Regions from separate parts of the Homo sapiens genome. Here region 2 is linked to region 1. A link is a contact called in ENCODE Hi-C or POLR2A ChIA-PET data. All regions are on one chromosome and are shown on one strand. The core of a region is the stretch at or near the end of the contact, and the rest is flanking DNA. Distances in the headings are between cores, read along the strand shown. Region 1 has its middle 45 kb from the start of LINC02991. Region 2 overlaps HDAC4 (histone deacetylase 4).

Region 1 (3,638 bases), core at 729-3,228:
GGCTAGGAGTCTGAGATCAAGGTGCCAGCAAGGTTGGTTCCTTATGAGGCCTCTCTAGCTTGCGGATGACTGCGTTCTCCCTGTCTGCACCTGTGTGTTCCCCTATACATGTCTGTGTCCTCATCTCTCTTCTTAAGAGAACATCAGTCATATTGGGTTAGGGTCTACCCTAATGACCTTGTTTAATTTTAATTATATTTTTAAAAACTTTATTTCCTAAAAGAAACATGTACAACATACCGAAATCTCTGAGAAGCGGTCAAAGCAATATTAAGAGGAAGGTTTCTAGCACTGAACACCTACATCAAAAAGTTAGAAAGATATCAAATTAACAATCTAACATCAAACCTAGAGAGACTAGAAAAACAAAACACTAACCCCAAAGCTAGAAGGAAAGAAATAACTAAAATCAGAGCAGAACTGAACAAAAGTGAGACCTAAAAATCAATACAAATAATCAACAAAACCAAGAGTTGGTTATTTGAAAGGATAAACAAGATCAATAGAATGCTGGTTAGATTAACAAGAAAAAGAAGGAAAAGATCCAAACAAATACAACTAGAAATGACAAAGGTGACATTACAACTGATCCCACAGAAATACAAAAGAACTTCAGAGGCAGTTATGAGTAGATCTATGCACACAAACCAGAAATACAAAGGAAATGCATAAATTCCTGGAAACACACAAGGTCCCAACATTGAATCAGGAAGAAATTGAAATCCTGAACAGACCAACATCAAGTTTTGAAATTAAATCAGTAATAAAAAATCTACCCACCAGAGGAAAAAAAAAAAAAAAAAGCCCTGGGCTACATGGACTCACAGCTGAATTCAGATTTATGAAGAAGAGCTGGTACCAATTCTGTTTTGTTTTGTTGAGTTGTTTGTTTGTTTGTTTGTTCGGGAGGCAGAGTCTCACTCTGTTGCCCAGGCTGGAGTGCAGGGCCACAATCTCTGCTTGCTGCAACCTCCGCCTCCCAGGCTCAAGCAATCTTCCCACCTCCCAAGCAGCTGGGACTACAGGAGTGCCCCACTATACCTGGCTAATTTTTGTATTTTTTGTAGAGATGAGTTTTTGCCATGTTGCCCAGGCTGGTCTTGAACTCTTTGGCTCAAGAAATCTGCAAGCCTCAACCTCTCAAAGTGCTGGGATTACAGATATACACCACCATGCCCAGCTGAGCTGGTACCAATTCTACTGAAACCATTCCAAAAAATCGAGGACAAGGGACTCCTCCCTAACTCATCCTGTGAAGCCAGTCTCACCCTAGTACCAAAACCTGGCAAAGACACAATGAAAAAAGAAAACTACAGGCCAATATCCCAGATGAATAGACACAAAAATCCTCAACAAAATACTAGCAAAATCCAGCAGCACTTGAAACATGTCATTCATTGAATACAACTGTCTAGCCACGTGCAGAAGAATAAAAGTGGGTCTCTACCTCTCATCATATACAAAAATTAACTTGAGAGATTAAAAATTTAAATGTAAGACCACTCAAACTATCATAATTCTAGAAGAAAATCTAGAAAAAACCCTTTTCAACATCATCTTTGGCAAAGATTTCATGACTAAGTTCCCAAAAGCAATTGCAACAAAAACAAAAATTAACAACTGGGACAATTAAACTCAGGAGGTTTTGCACAGCAAAGGGAATTGCCAGCAGAGTAAACAGACAGCCTGCAGAATAAAAGAAAATACTGCAAACTATGCATCTGACAAAGGTCCAATATCCAGAATTTATAAGGAACTTAAACAATTCCATAAACAAAAAACATAGGCAATTAAAACATGGGCAAAGGTCACAAACAGACACTTCTCCAAAGAAGATGTGCAGGTGACCCACAAACATGAAGAAATAATCAACGTCATCAATCATCAGAGAAATGCAAAACAAAACCACAGCAAGATACCATCTCACACCAGTCAGAACAGCTACCATTAAAAAGTCAAAAAATAACAGAAGCAGGCAAGGCTGCAGAGAAAAGGAAATGCTTCTGCACCGTTCGTGGGAACGTAAATTAGCTCAGCCACTGCGGAAAGCAGTTCGGAGATTTCTCAAAGAATTTAAAATAAAACTACCATTCGACCTAGCCACCACTGGGTATATAAACAAATCATTTGGCCGGGCGCAGTGGCTCAGGCCTGTAATCCCAGCACTTTGGGAGGCCGAGGCTGGTGGATCTCTTAAGGTCAGGAGCTCAAGCCCAGCCTGGCCAACATGATGAAACTCTGTCTATACAAAAAATACAAAAATTAGCCGGGCATGTTGGTGGGTACCTGTAATCCCAGCTACTTGGGAGGCTGAGGCAGGAGAATAGCTTGAGCCTAGGAGGCGGAGGTTGCATTGAGCCGAGATAGCGCCACTGCACTCCAGCCTGGGTGACAGAGAGAGACTCTGTCTCAAAAAAAAAAAAAAAGAAAGAAAAACAAACCTTTCTACCAAAAGGACATATGTACTGTATGTTCACAGCAGCACTACAAATAATTATAGCAAAGACATGAACCAACCTAGGTGCCTACCAGAAGTGGATTGGATAAAGAAAATGTGGTCCATATACACCATGGAATACTACTTAGTCATAAAAAAGAATAAAATCATGCCCTTTGCAGCAACATGGATGCAGCTGGAGGCCATTTTCCTAAGTGAATTAACAGTAGGGCAAAAACCGCATGTTCTCACTTACGAGTGGGAACTAAGCGTTGGGTACACGTGGACATAAAGATGGGAACAATAGTCACTGGGAACTACTAGAGGGGCAAGGGCTGAATAACCACCTGCAGGATACTACACTCACTACCTGGGTGACGGGGCCTTTCATACTCCAAACCTCAGCATCACGCAATATGCCCACGTAATAAACCTGCACGTGAACCCCCTGAATCTAAAATGAAAGTTGAAATTGTTTTTTTTTAAAAAATCTCTTTGGAGTTGAGTGCATAGAAGAATAAATACATAAATGAAAATCTTCTTTCTAAGGGCGGAAGCGGGGTAAGAGTTGAAAAATTACCTACTTGGGACAGTGTTCACTAGTCAGGTGAGAAATACACTAACAGCCCAGACTTCACCATACCATATGTGGTATATGTAAGAAATCTGTACTAGTACCATCTAAATATATAAAAATTGAAAAATAAAAAAAATAAAAAAATAGAAACTAATTTCCATGGAAAATCACACTCTGAGGTACTGGAGTTAGGACTTCAATATATGAATTCAAGGGGACACACTTTGGCTCATAAAGGATAGAGAAGACTCAGTGAGACAGAGCGAGGTCAGGTGCTGTGGGAGCTTGGAACCACTGAGGATGGGCCAGTATCCCTGGTGGATGGCATTGAGCCGAGTATCAGAGGATCACACCGACCAGGGCTGCAGGAGTGCCCGGGTCCACAGGAAGGTGGCAAGGCACACAGCAGCTAAGCCGTGGGAGAAGCACCGCATGCGGAGGGTGGGAGTGCCTGACTCTCTCCCACCCACACCCCCAGCCCCAGGCTGCACCCGCCTCTCCAAGCAAGCATGGCCAAGCACTGGGATTGAAATCCAGGCAGACACCAACCCAGTCCTCACCAAGTCGATTAACACTGGACTGAGATGGTGGAAAGGAGTTTGGCTAGGACAGAGGCTGAGATAT
Region 2 (3,796 bases), core at 663-3,162, 330 kb after region 1:
TGAGCAGCAGGCTGGCTTCGGGCCCTACCGTGGGTTGCTGCGCATTGACACCCATGAAAACCAAAGTTCCAGAGGGGCGACCTAGCGGCCTTCCTGCTTTCCAGAGCTCCAGGGTCTCTAGATGATGACGTTTCTTTGAAAATCCCACTGCAGCTCTTCCTGTGTGCCCTCAGGCCCCCCGCCACCCAGGGGACCCCTCTTTGAGGGCGATCAGGCTCTCAGCCCAGGCCATGTAAACAAACACCGGCTATTTTCAGCAAGCCTGTGGTGTCGCAGCTGGCCTGGCAAGGCCCATCCCCGTGTGCACTTGGCCCTGGCCAGCCCGGGCCAGCCCTGGCAGGCGAGCCATGCCTTGGAACGTTCTTACCCGCCATGCTTTTCAGTTTTGTCATAACACCCCCTGGCACTCGACGGCAGCGTCCCAGTCAAAAGGGGGCTGAACAAGGACCCCAGGGACTATTGTATTTGGGGTTTTCTTTGTTGGGAACTTGGATTTCTGTTTGAAAGTGCTTGGTAAAACCTGCCGTCCTCCCTGTCCCGGGCACGCACCAGCAGGTGGAGGCAGGCGCTGCCTTCTGAACGGCTCTTTCCTTTTGTCCTCGGTTTTCTTGAGGCCTGGCTCACTTATTCCATTAGTCATGATTGGATAAAGCTTTTAAAGAAAAATCCCCACCCCTTGCCTTACTGTGCCACGAAAAATTCCTGAGTGAATGAGCGAAGCCACCCACTTGATAGGAGCCCTGGAGGCTGCCTTTCACATGGACTTTCAGGTGGGCCAGGCCCTGTATAGAACCCCGGCCCTCCCCATAGTGCCCTAGAAACACACTAAACACGGGAGCGTGTGTGGTGTGTGTGTGAGTGCGTGCGCGTGTGTGCGTACGTGAGTGCGTATGTGAGTGTGTGCGTGCGTGTGTGTGCATGCGCGTGCGAACTGAATGCATGCGTGCGCGCATGTGTGGTTGTGTGTGCGTACATGTGTGTACGTGACTGCTTGTGCGCACGTGCCTGTGTGTGTGTGTGTGTGTGCCTACTCCCATTTCAGGAGCTTGCCCTGCCTGTTTGATTTTTCTAAAGATTGACACTCTAAATCCCCTTTCTCTCCAAAACTCTCTTGGGGTGATATGGAAGACTCCTAGGGTCTCCAGTTTTACCATATTCTCCCTAGTCCACACAGAAGGTGTCCTTCAGCCACATAAAATGGGCCACTCATTGGTGCTGGACATCCTCACGCCATTGGTGCTGGTGTCCCCATGTCGCTGGTGCTTCATGTCACGTGCCGTTGGTTCTGGGTGTCCCCACAGCCTGGCCTTAGGGTGCTCTGTTTCTTTATAGTTAAGGAATTAGCTCAGCTGACAGGGAACTAGGTAAGAGTAAAGTCTGATAACATGGAAAATGTTAGTGCACATTTGAAAAAAAATAAATTTAGTAAAAATGTTGATATATTTTAAGTTTGAATGACAAGACTTGAGTGAATTTTTCCTGGTTAATGTTGTGTCTTTTGATTAAGCCATTTCAATGGAGTGTACATTTATATTAACTCTTGATGCCTTTTTTATTTGCCGTAATTGGATTAGAAAATAAGATCTTTTCTGTAGTTGATAGAACTTTGTTAATTTTATTCTCTCATTTGTTTTCCTTAACTCAAAAATGGTGAGTAAAGATCACGATGCTGTTTTAAAATTTAGGAAGTGGTGAACCATCAAGAGGATAAGGTTAGGTGTAATTTGAAGGATGATTATGAAGTGAGGGTTTATGCAGATTTGTGCACCAGTGTGTACAGTAGGGAAACGGAGGGTTATAACCAGGGGCATTCTCAGAGTTTGGGCAGGATCAGGCAGCGGGCAGAGCTCTGGTGCCCCATCAGGCGGGGACTTTGGGGGGTGCTCTCTGCTCTCCGTGGGCTCCCACATCAGATGAGCCAGGTGGCTGGGAGGGGCCCTGCGTGCCCAACACAGTGGCTGAGGGGCTGCTGCTCCTGCCCTGTGATGTGTGCTCTCTCCCCAGCCTGGATTTCCAGAAGAAAAGACCTCTGCTCCTCCTGTCTTTTTATTCTTTATTGGCCTGGTGCTGGGCACTTAGTTGGAGTTCAGTAAAGGTTTAGTGAGTGAAGAAGGAAAAAATGTTACTTAGAAGTGTTTTACTCGACTTCCTTGATCTGGAAACACACACACATATTGTAACATAAGAAAAGTTATATGCAAAAACAGTTCTTAAATGACACCTCGACTAAGACAAAACACAGACCTTTTCTTTTGTGGTTAGTGCTTTTTCGTATTTCATTTAAAAACAAAACAACCACCAAAAAACCTTCCCTACCTCAAGGCCATAAAGATAACCTTGTATATTTTCTCTTAAGGCCTTTGACGTTTTGTCTTTCATACTTAAGCCTTTGGTTTTTGTGTGGGGTGCAGGGTGGGGATCAGTTTCATTTTCTTTTCTCATTTTGAGAACCATAATGTTTGACACTTTACACCCTTTCTCTGGGATAGCTGTGCGGCCAGCTCATCCTCCAAGTTCAATCTGTTTTGGACCCTCCCTGTGCTCAGCTGCTCCAGAGCCTGTCCTGGGGCCAGCAGGGCACTGTCTCCTTGACAGGCGCTGCAGCCGCACTCCCCTGTCTCAGCCCCCTCCCTGCAATTGTCCCAGCTCCTCCTAAGCTGTGACTTGTCTAGAGACAAGTTCCTTTAAAAAGCCTAGCCTGAAACTTGATTGGAATTGCATTGACTCTATGGATGAATTTGAAGGCAGGGTTGGCATCCTGACAGTATATTTGTGTGTGTGGCTTCTCTTTCCCTCCATCAGGTCTTCTTTACTGTCTTTTTTCAATAGATTTTTATAATTTTCTCTATAAAGGTCTTGTACGTGTCAAGTTAGATTTATTCTTTATTCTTTGGTAGATTGTAGTTGTTTTGTTTTTCTGTTGCAGACAATACGTTTTTTTTTTAATTAAGTTTTCCCTTGCTAGTTTTTGGAATTGCAGTTGATTTTTATATTTTATTTTTATATCCAATCATCTTATTAAAATCTTATAATTTCTAAAAATTTTTTTCTGTAAATTCTTCAGGGTTTCTAAGACAAAGACTGTTAAAGTAACGATGCTAGTTTAGTGTCTTCCTCTCCAATTCCTGTGTTTATTTTCCTTGTCTTACTGTGCTAGCTGGGAATTCCAGTTCAGTTTTGAGTAAGAGCAGAAATACTGGACTTCCTTCTGTCGTCCTTGACATTAAAGAGAAGATTTTTAACATTTTTCCCAATTTAAGTATGATGTTTGACATAGGTTATTTTAGATTCCCTTTTTCAAGTTAAGTTCATGGATAGCTGTGTTCCATTAGCCAAATGCTTTTACTCCGTCTGTTGTGATGATCGTATAGTTTTCTGTTCTAATTTTCTGTTAAACTTCCCTTATCTCTTCCAGTGGATTCAGCTTGTTTGTGATAAATCTTGTCATTTTCATACTTTGCTAGCGCTTCAGGATTCTTCATCTCTGTTCTTGAATTGGAGTGGACGGTAATTTTCCTTTTTTAAGGTCTTTTTTTTTTTTAACTTACAGGGATAGTTTATTTAAGATTAGAATTAATTATTCCTTGAAAGTTTGTAAAAATTAACCTCAGACTATTTGGGGTTCATATTTCCTTGGTGGTTTGATGTTTTAACTACTGATTTAACATCTTTAATGGTTACTGATAACCTGAACTTTTAATTCCTGTCATATGGATTTAAAAGAAAGTTTTTAGGAGTCCTACTTAATCTACGTTTTCAATTTTATTGTCATAGATTTGCTTCTGGTGTTTACATC

The links. A loop is a pair of places that touch in the nucleus more often than their neighbours do. ChIA-PET counts read pairs that join two places held with the same protein, here RNA polymerase II (POLR2A). Pooled maps may share reads with other maps.
Region 2: a pooled map shows a loop between it and region 1 (3-fold over the local background). The contact joins two enhancer-like sites. A Hi-C loop is called at or near these places in 4 of 50 pooled maps. POLR2A ChIA-PET finds 5 or more read pairs at or near these places in 3 of 52 experiments (BJ, MCF 10A and WTC11).

What each region holds. Positions count from the first base shown.
Region 1 is chr2:239,621,676-239,625,313 of GRCh38, reverse strand. No RefSeq gene overlaps it. Among named protein-coding and RNA genes, the nearest start is that of LINC02991, 45 kb to the right of the region's middle. Within about 2 kb of position 1,978, at least 3 of the 41 ENCODE cell types and tissues checked have a DNase peak (open chromatin) inside an H3K27ac peak, as active enhancers do.
Region 2 is chr2:239,287,812-239,291,607 of GRCh38, reverse strand. All of the region lies in intron 2 of HDAC4 (histone deacetylase 4), which reads left to right. Among named protein-coding and RNA genes, the nearest start is that of MIR4269, 16 kb to the left of the region's middle. RefSeq lists an enhancer at 1-418. Within about 2 kb of position 1,912, at least 10 of the 41 ENCODE cell types and tissues checked have a DNase peak (open chromatin) inside an H3K27ac peak, as active enhancers do.